Regions from separate parts of the Homo sapiens genome. Here all the other regions are linked to region 3. A link is a loop called in an ENCODE intact Hi-C map of the cell type or tissue named here. Cell type or tissue: endothelial cell of umbilical vein. All regions are shown on one strand.

Evidence for each region. Peaks named below come from ENCODE experiments on the same cell type or tissue, not always from the same donor. Only the 100,000 strongest peaks of a DNase experiment are listed, where the experiment ranks them.
Region 1: it touches region 3 in a loop (9-fold over the local background); 3 of 110 quality-filtered maps call a loop at or near these places.
Region 2: it touches region 3 in a loop (10-fold over the local background); 8 of 110 quality-filtered maps call a loop at or near these places.

The regions. Positions count from the first base shown.
Region 1 is chr15:38,706,822-38,709,321 of GRCh38, reverse strand. No RefSeq gene overlaps it. Among named protein-coding and RNA genes, the nearest start is that of LINC02694, 11 kb to the right of the region's middle. In endothelial cell of umbilical vein, a CTCF peak has its summit at 1,321 (motif pointing left); a DNase peak (open chromatin) is centred at 1,261.
Region 2 is chr15:39,171,150-39,173,649 of GRCh38, reverse strand. The region is part of intron 1 of LOC105370777 (a long non-coding RNA gene); the gene reads left to right. It overlaps LOC105370780 (a long non-coding RNA gene), which reads right to left and starts at 55. Exons shown (of 3, transcript XR_007064591.1): 1 at 1-55. RefSeq lists enhancers at 375-1,330, 1,331-2,286 and a silencer at 1,308-1,602. In endothelial cell of umbilical vein, a CTCF peak has its summit at 1,417 (motif pointing left); DNase peaks (open chromatin) are centred at 689 and 1,429; H3K27ac peaks cover 2,074 bases.
Region 3 is chr15:39,361,623-39,364,122 of GRCh38, reverse strand. The region is part of intron 1 of LOC105370777 (a long non-coding RNA gene); the gene reads left to right. Among named protein-coding and RNA genes, the nearest start is that of LINC02915, 110 kb to the right of the region's middle. In endothelial cell of umbilical vein, no CTCF peak of the experiment used is centred here; DNase peaks (open chromatin) are centred at 62 and 1,082; H3K27ac peaks cover 2,500 bases.

The DNA.
Region 1 (2,500 bases), 650 kb after region 3:
GAAAGCATGCATGGATGGTGAAAAACCTGTTTTCCACAGTTCCTAAAATTTTGCAGCTGGTAGAGGCTCCCCAGTGGGAGAATCACCACTGAATTTTACACCTTTCCCTGATTACGTCAATAAACAAAGGTATCTTTCCATTTCTTCATAATTGTCATGAAAAAAAAAAAGCAAAACAAAAGAGAAAAATCTTAAAAGACACAAGTCATAAAGAGTCACATAAATAAAACTGAGCCAGGAACCATGAGTTCACACAACTTTATTCTTAGGAAGGTCTCTATAAACATAAATGGCTCTGCCGTTGAGGATGACATCATTAAGTGCCTTCTCTGTTAAACACTGAGGGATACTGCTGAGCCACGCAATTTTTCCACGTTACCAATAACTTTCCATGTTACCAGTAACATACTTTGCCTGTGTTACGGCACATTCCTCTTGGTGCCTGGAGTACATAGGCTTTCTCTCTTCTAACTTTACTGATCTTGCCACAGATGGTTACTGTGACCTTGGATGTCTTAGGCCCATAATCAAACCAACTGGGTTAATTGACTTAGACACTCTTAGGAATGATGCAGGGGCCCCCACCTCTGGGATAACACCACTGTATTTCTAAAACTGCTTGTGGGAAATTTACAGGGTCATGGTGGTGTTATTTACATGCAAATAGGAAAGAAAATCCATTCCAGCAGGCCACATTCTAACTACAAACACAAGAGGTTATAAATACACAAGAGGAAAACCCAACAGTCTGTTAGCATTATCTCCGAATGCCTAGGAAAGGGAGCCAACTGCTTAGCCATCACAAAAGACTTGGGCAAAATCCTGTGACCCTCGGCATCAGATATTCTCCTTATGCTAATTTTGTAGATAGCAACTTTTGCCTAACATTTTCATGATTAAGCCAAGGACGGTATAAAATATATGCATTTCTTAGAATTCCATTTATATTGTAATCACTTCTCTGTGCTGCTCTTAGGGTGGCAGGAAGCCTCAGACTGCTCTCCAATCTTCCTCAAGGGCTTTCTCTGACCTCTTTACTAAGAGCAGAAAGTTGCCAGTAAATATTCAACAAACTACACCTCCTCCAAGGTCAAGCTCTGTGTCAAGTTCAGATCTGATGGCTTTAGAGCAATGTGCAAAGTCAGTTCATCAACCTTTATCCCTAAAGTTAAATTTTTTATTTCAAATATTTTACTTAGTTTGCAAATGTGAGTTTATTAGCCTGTATCTCATCATCTTGGGTTCTCTGAAAACCACCTGCACGGCTCAATGTGGGAGAAAAGTTGATCCACAACACCATCTCCTGGTCATTCTTGGGTGTTACACTGAGCGTCAAAAGCTGAGCACTTGCTGAGAGTGACTTTCAGGCCATTAAAGTACACCAAGCCATCGCTGGTGTCAATCAACTATACCTAAAAGTGTGCATGTGGCCTTCCTAGCAACCCCCAGGATGTTGATTTGTACCAAGTATTAGATTCCACCAGTGCGGCGTAAACCCAGGTACACTAAAAGCTAGCAAGAACATGCAGATTTCAAAGGGAAATTGAAAAAATCCTTTGTAAAAATGCAAAAATACTTCTTGAATACTAAAATAAAAGTATAAATTATGGTTATAGACTATAAAAAAAAGATGGACATAAACATTAGAACAATAAAGACTGTGGATTACCAGAGAGGGAGGGAGAGACGTGGGCTGAAAAACTACCTACTAGGGACTCTAGTCACAACCTGGGTGCAATATACTCATGCAACAAATCTGCACATGTGACTCCTGTATCTAAAAAGTTGAAAAAATATTTTAAAAAACAAAAAGGGAACGTGGAAAAGTGAAATGAGGGAGGTAGAAAAATGGCAACCAAGAAGGTTTTTTTCTAATATCACTTAATATTACGTATTTTGGGTAACAATAAATGGGGACAGCTAGGCAATCAATAAGTTGTTGCTTGCAGGAAGTTGTACTAGATATGCAAAAAGGATTTATGCCAATTCCCCAAATCTCACCTTAACAATAATGTGTCATAAGCACAGAAAATTTTCTCCCATGTAGAACCAACCAAGTGTTCCCAATCGACTTTGGGATCACTACTCGGTTCTGCCCATCAAGCTATCCTTTTTCTCCCTACATGAGCAGTGAGTAACTTGAGTGAGCACAGCCTTGAAACTGAGGTCATGTAAGAGCTTAATCCAGTATCACTAATGACGAGATCTTTACCTGTCAATCATATAGTCCCTGCAACAATTGTTTCCAAAGTTGGTTCATGCAGAATCCCTTGGGGAGCTTTTTGAAAATAGATTTCCAGGCTCTTCTAGTTCTGCCACAGAATCTCTACGGCTGGAAACCAAAAAACTTCAGGGTCGGAATTCTCCCCCAGGTGATTCTAATTGCAATCAGTCTGTGGGCTCAATTGGAAGCCACTGGAAGATCACAGCTGTACCTTATTGAAAGAGGAAAACAATCAAATCCTTGCCAGTCTCTCACTGCTTACAAGAGGTGTGGCTT
Region 2 (2,500 bases), 190 kb after region 3:
TGATTGAGGATAAATTGATGATGATGATGATCATGATGATGATGATGGTGGTGGTGGTGGTAGTGGTGATGGTGATGATGGTTAACAGAATGCTTCATATGAGTCAGGCCCTGCTCCAGTTAGTTCACATATATTCAATGCATTAATCCTTCTGCCCTCATCTGACGAATGAAAATCTGAAGCCCAGAGTGGTTGAATAATTGGTTTATAGGTCCTACAGCGAGTAACAGATAAAGACAGAATGGAGACCTCAAAGCCTGGCTCCAGAACCAGCCTTCTGATTAAGAATGGATTCTGTGGCTTGTAACCAAGAACCCTGGCTGGTACATTTGGTTCTGTGGTCTGTTTTCCCCTGGGAGCCCAGAATATGTTAGGGGTAAATATTGGGTATCATTTTGCCTCACACAATACACTTGTAGTTGACATTCCGAGTACTCAGGGTAGCAGCGGGAATGGTTCTCCCATGATTCATCTCCCCTCCTTCCCTGCAGGCACACATAGCCCTGCTACTTGCCTCTGCTCAACTGCTGCACGGGGTGGGATCGCGGCACCGCACTCTGGTAAACGCTTTCTCCGCTCCATGGTACTGTTAACCCAGGGTTGCAGGTGCCAAAGCAGGAATGAAAGCTCCCATTGTACAACACCCATGCAAGGGATCCATGTAGAGGTTTCTGTGGGGACAAGGGAATGCTGAAAGCCAGCTGACAACACAACAAGACAGAGTGAAACTGTGTAGTTTCGATTCCCCGGGAGTGGGGGAGTCCGTTTGTTCAGAGCAGCTGCAGCAGCTCAGAAACATGTAGTGTCCACATTCCATGTGCAGAACTCTCTGTGCACAGAGCCAGTAAAGCAGCAGCCCCTAAAGGTGATGCTGCCCTTCCCTGGGGACTTCCTGTTGCCCTTGAAGCCTTTCAGTGCTGAGTTTGAAAAAGGTCAACAAGGCTGAATTTGGGATGAGGGCCCTGACCGAGAAGCTCCTCAGAGGACAAAGGGACCGGGAGTCAGGGGTCTGGGGTTACTCTGTGGCTTCCAGGCTACTGATGTGGGACATCACATGGCACAGTCTCTCTGGAGCTTCCTTACCAGAGAGTCGGTGTGTAACTGCAAAGTTTCCCTGACATTCTTGGATAACTTGTGACCTAAAAGCCATTCAAACGGGGTTGGAAAGACAGATTGTTCCTGCCCTAACATCTTTGAGGATTGCAAGGTTCTCTAACTTGAGCCCAGAGACAAAAAGCAGTTCGGAACCGTCCTTGAAACTTTACTTCCTTTCCTAAGACTAAGACAGGATTTGAGAGAGCACAAATGCATCAGGGAATGCAGGCTTCCATTCCCATTCACCACCACCCTCACTCCTGTTCTTGAAGGAGGTGGCAGTCCTTACCATTCTAATGTATGTGGTGCTCTCTGCTGGCAGCTAAAATCTTTTTGTTCCCTGAAACAGGATGCCTCTGTAATCCTGAGTCACCAAACCACAGGGAGCAGCTGAGAGAGGATTTGGCTAACAGCCAGTGTCTGGGCCCTCCCACTCCCTAGAAGACCTCCTTCACCTGTTGTATGATCAACTACCCTTCCTATCAAAATGCAATTGCAATTAAAACCCCTACTTCTCCTCTTCCCTCTCTCAGTAGCTCTCTACTTGGGGTTGTCATACCCTCCCGACTGGGCCAAAGCTGCAGCTCTTCTTCTACGGGCAGGGCGCCTATCAGGAAAATGGGTCTTATGTTTCTCTCTTTTGTTTTGTTTTCATTTTGTTTTGTTTCTCCAAATGGTAGAGCCAAGGGCAACAGTGCCATGAGGCAGGGGTAGGGTCAAGGAATGCTTTGATGGAAAGGGGAGGGGGGCAGGTATAATGCCTCTCCTTCACAGCTTGCATCAGCAAACACCCCCACTTCATATATGTGTTAAAGCCAGGTGAAAACAGTATGTTTTCTATGAAAATGCAACTCTAAGACAGATCCCCCGGCCCCACTTTCTTGTCAGATCATTGCTAGTACCCAACTTCCTGATACAGAAATTCTTGGTGCTGCCACAGCCACATGGATCAGAGACCAAAACCAGCTTCAAAAGGTCACAATCTATACCATCACTCATTTTTCATGACTGATTTTGTTAATTCCTACCTATCGCAGGTTGCCCTCAGAATGGCTATTCTCCGTCAATGTCCATCACAATAATAAGAAATAATAAAAAAAGTAGCAGGAAACCATAGTTATCCTTCTTCAAGCCAAGAAGACACACATCAGAAATGCTGATAGTGGGTTATCAGAAGAAAATATATTTGCGGACTTATTTTTTAATTAAAATGTGAGAAAAGCAAGGTGCATAATTGTATTTGTAAAAAAAATGGCTGGGGGAGAGGTAAAGGAGTATGTGTAGGTGTGTGTGTGTATATATGTATATATCTTACATATGAGTAAACTATCTGGAAGGACTCACAAAATTAATAATGGCTAATATTTATTGGCACTTATTTTGTGACAGGTACCATTCTAAGCAT
Region 3 (2,500 bases):
TCTGGCTCCCAGTGTTCAGTCATAAGAATCCATCGCTGAGGTGAAGCATTCATATTTTGCTAATTTTTGTGTTTGGCTCTATTTCTTTTTTTATGTGTCATTGTGTTTCTTCTGAATTAGTTACATTCCTGAAACTTGACCTTTAGTGTTTAATGTTGCTTCATCATCAAATAAAGTTTGAACTTTTGACCTGGTACTCATGGTCCCACGTGTCTGATCCCAAACTCCTGGTCATTCTTATTTGCTGCTACTGCTCCTCATGTGCCCTTTCTCCAACTGAACTATTTGCTCTCCCCAGTACATGCCTCCTATTTTCTTGCCTTCATGCCGATGTTCGTGCTGTTCCCACTATTTGGGGACCTGAGGAAAATTGAAAAGTGTATTAACAGCTATAGCGGGATATGGAGCAGAAAGTTTATAGGGGAAGAATAAGATTGTCCATCAGAACGTTTGGAACCCATTGGAAGAGAAAATGTGAAACACCCTGAGCCCTTCTTTACTGCACGTGCTCTGGCATGATGCCATTATCCTTTCCATATGGGAAGACTTGTCCTTGAAAGTTCACCTTTTGAATGTGCAGAGACTCATTTTTGTTCTTATTTGTCTGGGGTGTGGGAGAAAGGGGGCGGCACGGAGATGGTGTTGAGAGGGCAGGAGTCACACAGATCATGTGTTGGGCACAGGCGTGCTAAAGCCATCTGTTTCTCTTTGGATAGTCATCCAAAACCTTTTAGGCATTTGCCACCCCACACCCCACCTCCCAAAGCCAAAAGCTTGCGCATATGCCCCAAGGAATAGGATCCCAGGAATTTACCTCATGTTTATAATCCTATAATCTTCTTGGGTGGGGAGGAGAGAATGGGAAGCCATTGGAGTTATTCCTGAATATGACCAGGCATTTGGGGTCTGAATGTTTTTGAGAAGTCATGAGAGAAAAATGTGAAAAGAAAATACGTATGGGGCAATATTCACAAACTCTGATTTTTTCCATGACCCCTTCTTTATTTATTTCCTCCTTTTTTGTTTTTCTTGTGCATTTTGTAGGATAGAGTCTTGGCTCTATTTCAAGCACATTGCAGAGGAATGGTGGAAAGGGATTGCGGTTAGCTAGGTTATCCTGAAAAACAACAAAGAAATTGAATACTCAACTTGGCAGTGGCCCAGACGTCTTCCAGTGGATAGTGGTCTGCTATAAGCACAAAAGACCCACGCACAGGGGCTTGAAAATGTGGTTAGGCCTATTTACTTTTCAGCACAGAAGGAAATTAGAAACAGAGGTCTGGATTGCCACTGAGAGGCAATTTTGAGTTAATTAATGAAGCGAGGGAATCCAATGGCAGTAACAGAGTCAGTTTTCCACTTTGGGCCTGGAAGCAGGACCTCAAGTGATTCTAGTAATCTGAATCTTGTGTGGCTGCCCAGGGAGCTGTCTGCCATTTCAACACACCTGGCTGCAACATTGTAGAATGCAGACCTCCTTACCTGTTTTTGTATTGTGCTGTCACTAGTGGTTAGAAAATATTTTGCGAAGGTAGCTGTACAGTGACAATGGCACTGAGAAATATTTACATGTTAATTATGATGACAGCAGTTAGGGTAATGGTTAAATGTTAGAGAAAAGTCATAAAGACCAAGACTGTGAAATAAGATGACAATATTGATACTGACAGATAAATCTTAAAATAATCTTTCTGCTAGTTGGCAAGTTCACTATAGATAGAGGTCGTGTCTTGCCCAGCTTTGAGCCAACAGTGCCTAGCACACTGAAAGCGTCAATAAATGAATGAAACTCTTCTCATTTGTCTCCTGGCCCTTGAATTGTCCTCTTACAGATGTGAATCTAGTGGTTAAACTATCTTTTTTTTTTTGAGACGGAGTCTCACTCTGTCATCCAGGCTGGAGTGTAGTGGTGCTATCTTGGCTCACTGCAACCTCTGCCTCCCGGATTCAAGTGATTCTCCTGCCTCAGCCTCCCTAATAGCTGGGATTCCAGGTGTCTGCCACCACAACTGGCTAATTTTTTTTTTTTTATTTAGTGGAGACGGAGTTTTACTATGTTGGCCAGGCTGGTCTCAAACCCCTGACCTCGTGATCTGCCCGCCTCATCCTCCAAAGTGCTGGGATTACAGGCATGAGCCATCATGCCCGGCCTGGTTAAAATATCTTTAAAATGTCTTTGAGAGAATATTTTATAGCCAACTCAGTAACTTCTACTCCCGATGCTTATATTCTTAAAGCATTCATTTTGCATTTTAACCTACATCCTACCTGCCGTTATTCAAAACTTTTGTTTTGTTCCGTCCTTCATGAAACTAAATGTCTCCATCTTCCATATAAAGTGGTCTCCTAAGTTAAGTAAATGGTCCAAGTGAGCCACTGCTGTCCTCAAACAGTGAGAGGACCCAGCATACATGAGTCACAAAGCCACATGAATGACAGACACACACATACACACACACACGCATAATGTGTTCTAGAGAAGCAACAATGAAAAACATGT